Linked DNA regions of Homo sapiens: region 1 is linked to region 2. A link is an interaction called in ENCODE POLR2A ChIA-PET data of the cell type or tissue named here. Cell type or tissue: Caco-2. All regions are shown on one strand. Links, peaks and the distances in the headings refer to the core of each region. The heading gives the core; the rest is flanking DNA.

Region 1 (4,397 bases), core at 85-4,084, 110 kb before region 2:
TCATTGAGGTGTTATTTCCTCCTATCCCAGGCCTTCTCAAATACCTCCCTTGACTGTGCCTTATACATTGTCTGTTATAATTACCTTTCTTGAGAATCATAGTATTTGGTTGGCTTTTCTCCAGTGAATAGAATTAACCTAGTGCAAGCAGTTTTTCAAAGCATATAATGAGCCTTTTAAAACTTGAATTTTCATGACAAAGTTTATTTTGTTGAAATATAAAAGAAAGGCAAATATTTACTAATTTTTGCTTTATTAAAACATAATGCACAGGGGCATATTTTTAGAAATGATAAATCATTTTCTTCACAAAGGGATCTTGGGTAGAAAGAAACATACCACATTTAAAAATTATATACTATTCTATAATTGCACAAATCAAATATGTGTATTATTTGTAATTATATTGGTAATATATGTAATTACATGAGAAAACAATTAGAGCAAGCTGCATTCCAACAGAACATGGATCTAGATTTTTTTCTTTCCCCCAGTTATTCTGCAGCATTAATTTGTCTTGCAGAAGTAAGAGGATCACACAGACATTTTAAAAAACAACATCTCTGACCTACCTCAAGCACGTTAAAGATTTCTTGAGCAGATACTACTGATGTTTTGCAATCTTGGAGGTGAGAGTAAAGCCCATCTTATTTCTTCACTTCTGCGGCTTTATTTTTCTTGCCTATGAAAAAAGGTAGCAGACAGTACATTTTTGAGGCATATGAACCCTATACCAGTGCTACACCTCAGCCTTCAGAGTGGTTCTGCTATGGGAAATTTCTTCCTGAAAAATCAACCCACATATTCTTTACTCCCTCTATAAAAATAGCTGGGATGGTTTTGGGGTTAATGAGCAATGACCCACTGGATGGGAACACCTCTTCTTTTAAGAAACTCAGGAATTATGTGGAGCATAATTTAAGTCTGTGATCTCAGGGGAGATTTCTCGTGGAATCATTCATTCATCAGGTATTCACAGAGCACATGCTGTGTGCATCCATTGCTGTGCTGGGTGCTGGGGTTGCAGAGATAACATATGGTGGATGAGAGACATACAACAACAGTGCTGAGAGAATCATGGGGCAAGAACTAGGGGAGTCTGAAGAAGAGGGGTCCAGGAGGCCTCAAAAGTTGGGGATGGGGTTGAAAGGAGTAGGGAGACATTATTGAGATGGATACTTCTTGCCCCAGGGATGCGATGGAGGGTTGGTGAGAACCGTTCCAGGCAGAGTGACAAATGTGCTAGGACAGTGACATGTGAACAATTGAAGCATATATTTAATATGAGGATATGCAGATTGATTTTGTGGAGTTGGGAGTGAAGGGCAGGTGTGAGGGTGTGGCCAAGATGAGGTTAAACATGGAGGCAGATCCCCCCACCCAACCAGCCCAGGGTATGGAAATGTCAATGCTCTGTGTAGATTGCACGTGTACACTTCCATGACACCTATTGCAGCTTCCACAGACAGAGCCCTTGCTTTGCTTGAAGAGGTCTTGGGTAGATTTAAAGTCTCATCATGGCTATAGAGTTATTCATGTTTTCTAACCTGATAGGAAGAATCTAGATGGGTCAAATGGTGTGTGTGGTGATTTCTGGGTGAGAGTGCCAGGTTCTGTGATCCTGCTTTGGCTTGGAGTAGATGAAAGAATTTTTCAGCCGAAGGCACCTTGGAAGTCTGTCTGCAAAGAGAGGTCGATGAATGAAGCTGCCCTTGGGAGATGGGTTTTGTAGACAGCTAGCAGCTCTGGGCTCTGTTGGCCCATGATGAAGAAGGGATGCTCTTGGGAATAGACAGAGAAACATGATGCAGAGCTGTTTTGCTCCCTGTTCTGTCTTCTTATGCTTTTCATCAAATTCTCCAATATAGACTTGAAATGTTAGCAAACAAGAGGCTGTGGGATGTGTTATTGAATTTTACCTCTGTTGGTCATAATATAAATATTACTTAATTCCTTCATGTGCTCAGCAAACATTTATGGAGCACCAGGCTCTGGGCACAGGGGCTTCCATCTCTGCTATTGAGAAGTCCCTGGTCTGATGGGGGAGGTAGAATGAGTTGTTGAGGGATTTCTGACGAAGCGATGTGTAGGATGATGATGATGATGGTTGGCGTTTATTGAGTTTCTACTGTGCAACAAGGATTATCCTCGTGTCCATTTTATGAGGGGAGTACTGTTGCTTTCCATTTTGCTGATGAGGAAACTGAGGCATGGGAGGTTTCTAGTAAGTGAGGGAGCCACATTTCAGACCCAGGGAAGGTACTAAGCTCCAAGCTGCAGGGCACATAGGAGGACACAGTTTCATCTTGGGGGAAGGGGGCACCAAGACAGGTTTCTTAGAGCTGATGCCCCTCGAGTAGGTTCTGAAGGAGGAGCAGAGGTACCTGGAGAGAAGACATGAGGTAGAACATGCTTGGCTGAGGTCCCAGCTCTAGTGAAACATGACAGTGGATGAAGCTGGTTAGTGATCACTGATGCTTCAGTGGAAGGCAGGTTGGGCGAGTGAGATGGGAGTCAGAGAAGTTCACTGGAGCTGCCCTGGGAAGGCCTTGGCTGCTGGCCAGAGATGCTCTGTCTTCCTTTTAGGGGACTTAGGATGACCTGTGAATATAGTTCCATCGTATTGACAGCTGAGGGCATCTCTGGAGTCCCATTTCAATCCTTCTAAAGTAGGGTCCACAGGGGCAGCTCTGGAAGGTTTTGTGGAAGTGTGCACAATTCAGGGGCCCACTTTAAGAAAAAGAAGACAGCATTTCAGATACCAAATTAGCACCGGGCTTTGAAAGGGGCCCATGCAAGTGAGAGGACCCGAGGTGTCAGCTTCCCTAGTGGCATGCTCAGTACCCCCAGACAGTCTTTTTCATCAACATCATGTTTGTTTCTACACCACTGCAGAAGAACAATAGTTTATGTGTTTTGGGGTGATTTTTTTTTTTTTTGGTTCAGAAGTGAAGAGTCTTTATTTTGTCGTGACATCCACTAGTGTTTGGAGAGTGGCCTAATCACAATCTCATCCCAAGATATCTCCTGGAATTGGCTAACTGTGGTTATTCTGAACACAGAATCATCTTATGCATTCACATATGGCCTCCTTGAACATCTATTTTTTTCACTACATAGGGTCTAGAGATGGTTGATATTCAGGACATAATCCCCAAAGCATTCCTGCCTTGCTAAATTTCAGTTTGTATGTCTTTCGTCAAATATTTGGCTTAGCTGGGACTGGTTGGCATATTGTGTTAGCTCAAAGTGATTTATTGTCTCAGCGTCATCCATTCAATACAGAGAGGTAATATTTAGTGTGTCAGTGGGGATTATGTTGTAATCTCAAGAAAAATGTAGGAAGTTGGGTAGAGAAAAAAAGTCCAAGAAGAAGAACCAAGTAGTTATTAAAATCGACTTTTCTAATATATGCTCATTCGCTGAGAGTTACATCCACGACTTCATTTCTCATCAAAAACTCTCAAAGAGCCAATTTCCAGTAGTTCTTATCCCTCCTTGCAGCTGAATATTTGGGGGTATTTTAAAGTGATATCATAAAAAAGATTGAAAACGAAGTCCTATAAATGATCTTTAATCAACAGACTCTGTTGCTTTATGGAACAGAAAACAGTGAACAAAAGACTATGATTTTAATTCAAGGAAAGAGAGCTATTTATTTTAAGTATTTCTGCAGAATGGCAGAAGTAATTTATTCAGTTATAATTAGACACATTGTAAAATGGACGATTGTGAAAAGAGTGATTCTTGCTGGCTTTGGAGAGCTGGAGAAGGCTCTTCTGTGTGATTCTCTGTTATCTGGTCCCAGATCCTGGTGCCAGAAATTAATCTGTGAGCCAGGGCTGAACCAGATAAAAATGGAAGCTGAAAGTGTTCACATTCTCTTTTTCATCCTGAAAATGGGCTTTCCTTCTTTCTGTCTTGATAAGAAACTCCTGCAGCAAGTATTTAAATTGGAGAATTGCTTGGGTATGAGATGGTTTAACAGTATGTAATAGAAAAATCCTTGAGTTCTTCAGTCAAGGGGAAATTATGTGTGCATCTGAAGTGAATTGTGGCAACTTAAGAAGCCTATGCCATTTGGGGCTGCATTAATAGAGATATAGGAAACAGATCAGTGAAGGTGATTGATAGTTGGAAATTCTTGCTTTCTTTCAACAAGCTTGGAGTAGATGAAAGGATTACACATATAGGAAACCTTCAATAATCTACTTTATTCTAGTCAATAAATAAAGAAATAAGTAAATAAATACATAAATAAAGTAGATTATTGAGGGCTTCCTATGTGTCAGGACTAGGGAGACATTGGTGAACAACATAGACATGTTTCCTTGTTGATCAGACATTTTGGAAGGAGACAGATAAATGGGCAGAAAATTACAAAACAGCAGGAGATA
Region 2 (4,397 bases), core at 261-4,260:
GGAACAGAGTTTTGCCGTTTTGCCCCTTTCTCTTTCCCTCCTGCAGCCGGGATCTGCTATCCCCAGGAGCCCATTTTTCATTTTCAAGCCAGAGCTGACTGTTGGCTCTGGGCAGGACAAGTTTGGCTTTGGGAGATGATAGTGTCTAAGTGTGCTGCCTGGTTAGTAAATTATCGCCTGGATCACTGGACGATGAGACATTTTAAATTGCAGCCTACAGGCTTTGCAGAGCCTCTGCATTCTGAATTTACAAAGGGAATTGGCCCTGAATAAACAATGTACCTACTATGTGCTGGAGCTATGACACCACTGGTCTTTAGGAATCTCTGTACCTAAGTAGGTGAAGGGAGGAAAATAGCCCGTAATGAGCACCTGCTGTGCACCAGGCCTTTAACATGTCTTGTTCCATCTAACCATCACCACAGTTCAGTGGAGCAGCTATTGTACAAATGGGGAAATTGAGGCTCAGGGAGGGTAAAGAACTTTCTGAACATCAGATTCTGGTACATGTCAGTCCTAGAACTTGAGTTCAGGCATGCAAAAATCTGTTCTCTTTCGATTTGAGTGACAACCATTTAGACCAAGGGTCAGTAAACATTATCTGTAAAGTGACAGGTTGTAAATATTTTAGGCCTTGTGGGACATATTTCTGCCTCATGTACTCAATTTTCCCAGTGTAGCATGAAAGCAGCCATTGATAATACATAAACAAATAAGCTTAGCTATGTTCCAATAAAACTTTATTTACAAAAAAAGCTAGTGGGCCATATTTGGCCTGTGGACTGCAGCTTGCCAACACTTGTTGGCATGACAACAAGAATATTTGGCATGACAGTAAACACCACATTTGCTCACCATAGGTTGGATAGGTTTACTTTCCAGCCGAAAATGATTCTTGGAAGAGGTAGCCCTTGTACGATGATCTAAGGGAAGTAGGTGGCACGTTATGGCCATCACCCAAGGCTGGCAAGGCTCTTATAGGTACTTTCCTACAACTCAATGTTGCTGGCTTTGGGGAGACAGGGCGGACTTGTCCCTGTTGTCCACACACAGGAGTCCTGTGATGTAGATGGAGTTAAATGAAAGGAGATAAGATTAGCATAATTTTCTGCTCTGTTGTCACCTTCATAAATTTTAAAAAGCCAATGCTAAAGCTAATTATAACAACATTTAAGAACATTATTTGTAGTTTTAAAAGAAAATTTGTATTCCCTGAATTTATACCACACAAGCAATACATTAAAAAGTACTATAGCACAGTGTGTATGACCATGGTTTGCCAAACAGAAAGATCTGAGTTCAGATCCCAGCCCTGGCACATTCTAGCTGCAGGTCTGAAGCAAGTCATTTAAGCTCTCCGAGTCTTAGTTTTCTTCACTGGTAAGTGATTGGAGACGGTCTCAAACTTTAGCTATATTAGAATCACATGCAGGGCTTGTTAAACCACAGATTGCTGGGCTCTATGCATGGAGTTTCTGATTTAGTAGGTCTGGGGTGGATCCAAGAATTTGATTTCTCACACGCTCCCAGGTGATGCAGATGCTGCTGGTCGGGGTGCCACAATTTGGGAAACACTGGGCAAAAGAATGCTAAATGTTCCAGGTTCGAATTATTTCCCAACAGACAGTCTTTGAATGAGGAATGGAGTGGAAGCAGGAAGCAGGGAATTCCCACTGTATCCTCAGGAATCATGAGTGGGCACAGGGAGACACAGCTTTTGAAGCAAAGGAAAATCAGCCATGGCTACCCAGACATGGCCTCAGGCAGGTCTAGCTCTCAACAATTTTATTCACAATGCTTCTTCTGGAAGGGTTGGCAAGGAAAGAAGAGACAAACCGGCGCTTCCTCTTTGGTCCTCTTCTGACAAGAGGAGGAAGTGTTAGCAGGTATTCCCATCTTTCAGGACCAAGGACAGCGAGGGAGCTCTGTCATTCTGGGGAAAGTAGAACAATGGGTTGTGAGGGGGTGCGGGTATGTGCAGGTAAAGTGCCTTATAACACGGAGTCTGGCATATGCCAAGCAGCTAGTAAGTATTGGCTGTTATAATTTCGTGTATTTTAAAAATATTTATTGTTTTATAAGTATATATAGTGAATAATTTTGTCCTTCCTCCCCAGTTCTGCTCTGTTGGCAACCATATTGGCTGTGTGAGTTATATATCTTTTAGGTATTTTATGATTGATAGTCATAATTCTAAATATTGACAAACAGCTATCTAAAAGAGTTGTAGTTTTTATCTTCCATTCCCAGCACTGGTTTTCATCAGTCTTTTTTATCTTCTTACTGCATAGATGAAAACATTTTTTGATTAGCATTCAGTTATTAGTGAGGTAAGAAAATATTTTCAAGTGTTATTTAGTGTTTGGCATTCATTTTCCTTCCTGTGCTTTAGTTGCTTATACTCTGCACATTTTTCTTTTAGGTGGTTTTCTTCTTCTCTTTCTTCCTTCTTTCTTCTTCTTTATTCCTTTTTTTTTGAGACCAGGTCTTGCTCTGTTGCCCAGGCTGGAGTGCAACGGTACTATCTCGGCTCATTGCAACCTCTGCCTCCCAGGCTCAAACAATTCTCCTGCCTCAGCCTCCTGAGTAGCTGGGTCTACAGGCGCATGCCACTGCAGCTGGCTAATTTTTGTGTTTTTTGTAGAGATAGGGTTTTGTCATACTGCCCAGGCTGGTCTAGAACTCTTGAGCTCAGGTGATCTGCCCACCTTAGCCTACTGAAGTGCTGGGATTACAGGTGTGAGCCAGTGCACCCGGCCTGGTTTTCTTCTTTTTTATTTGTAAATGGTCTTTGGACACCAGAACTATTAGTTCTTTCTTTATCATTTATGTTGCAGTAGTTTTTTTCTCAGGTGGTGGTTTTCTTTTTACTTGATTTTGGGTTTTTATTTTTGGTCACAATAAGTTTTTTATTTGTTTTTAAATTTTTATGTGATGAAATTTATCAGTATGTTACTGATTTTTCATCTTCATGGCATCATCAGAAAGGCCTTCCTCACTCTCATAAAATATACTTTCTTTTTTTTCTGGTGCTTTTATGGTTTTCTTTCCTTCCCTCCCTTCTTCCTTTCCTCTCTTCCTTTTATAAATTTAAATCTTTACCATATCAGGCCCTTATTTTGGTGTAAGGAGTGAGATAGAGATTTTGTGGTTTTTTTTTTATCATTTTATTTCAAGAAGATAGCTAGTTGTCCTAATACCTCTTACTGAATAATTCATGTGTTTTCTACTTACAGGACATGCAACCAGAATAATATGTATTTTGGGGTCTAATTAGCTTTCATTTATGTCTATCCATACAGTGATGCTATCTTGTTTACTACTGTAGCTATGATATGTTTTCATATTGGAGAGGATTATTTCCCCAGTACTCTAAAATCTCAAAAGTTTCCCAGGCATTTTTGCATTTTTATTCTCCCAGAAAAACTTTAGAGTAATTTTGTCAGGTGCTCCCCTCAAATCTTGTTTGAACTTTGGTTGGCTCTGCGTTGGATTTATAGATTAAGTTAGAGATCTCAGGCATTTTCACAGTGTTGATTTCTCTTATCTAAGTACAACATACCTCCTGGCATTTACTCAAATCGCTTGTGTTATGCCCTTCAGTGGAGTTTAAGAGTTTTCTTTTTTTAGGTCTTGCATATTTCTTGTTTATTTTTTATTTATCTGTATTTCTTTTGTATATGGGTTAAATGTTTCCGTTATATTTTCTAATTGGCTATTGCTCGTATAAATAGATGTGGTTTTAGGCACATATTTTATATCTGGCTCCTATACTAAAAATCTTTTATCATTTCCAACAGTTTTCAGTTATGCTCTTGGGTTTGAAGGTAGACAATAATGTCATCTACACATAATGATACTTCTGTTTTCTCTTTTTAAATGCTTATAGCTCTTTTATTTTTATTGCTTTGCTTGTGCTATAAATTCTAGAATGAAGTTAAATAATCATAGCAGATATCCTTTTTTCTGATTTAATTATAATGCTCCTGAAATTTTATTAAGTATGATGACTGTTTTTTCAGATAAATATTCTTAATCATTTTGAGGAACTCGCATGCTATTTCTAGGTTATTTTTATATCAGGAACGAATGTTGAGATTGTCATGTGGTTTTACTCAATTGACCTATTATTTTTACAAATTGTATGACTAAATTTCTAAATATTAAACCATTGTTGTAATTAACTTTAATTGTCTATGGTTTTTATTCCTTTAATATAGTGCTAGATTTGATCTACTAGTATTTTATACAGCTCCTTAATCCCTTGTCTGAAACCCTTTGGGCGAAATGTGTTTGTAATTCGTATTTTATTAGATTTTAGGGAGGTAATATGATACGTATATTGTGAATGTTATGTAACAACCCCAGTGGAGTCTGAGGAAGTGCTCCTTAATCAA

What was found. Peaks named below come from ENCODE experiments on the same cell type or tissue, not always from the same donor. Only the 100,000 strongest peaks of a DNase experiment are listed, where the experiment ranks them.
Region 1: POLR2A ChIA-PET joins it to region 2 with 5 read pairs; 2 of 35 experiments call an interaction of 5 or more read pairs at or near these places.

What each region holds. Positions count from the first base shown.
Region 1 is chr20:43,145,101-43,149,497 of GRCh38, reverse strand. The region is part of intron 1 of PTPRT (protein tyrosine phosphatase receptor type T); the gene reads left to right. Among named protein-coding and RNA genes, the nearest start is that of PTPRT, 43 kb to the left of the region's middle. In Caco-2, for the core only: no CTCF peak of the experiment used is centred there; no DNase peak of the experiment used is centred there.
Region 2 is chr20:43,038,121-43,042,517 of GRCh38, reverse strand. All of the region lies in intron 1 of PTPRT (protein tyrosine phosphatase receptor type T), which reads left to right. Among named protein-coding and RNA genes, the nearest start is that of PTPRT-AS1, 72 kb to the right of the region's middle. In Caco-2, for the core only: no CTCF peak of the experiment used is centred there; a DNase peak (open chromatin) is centred at 1,917.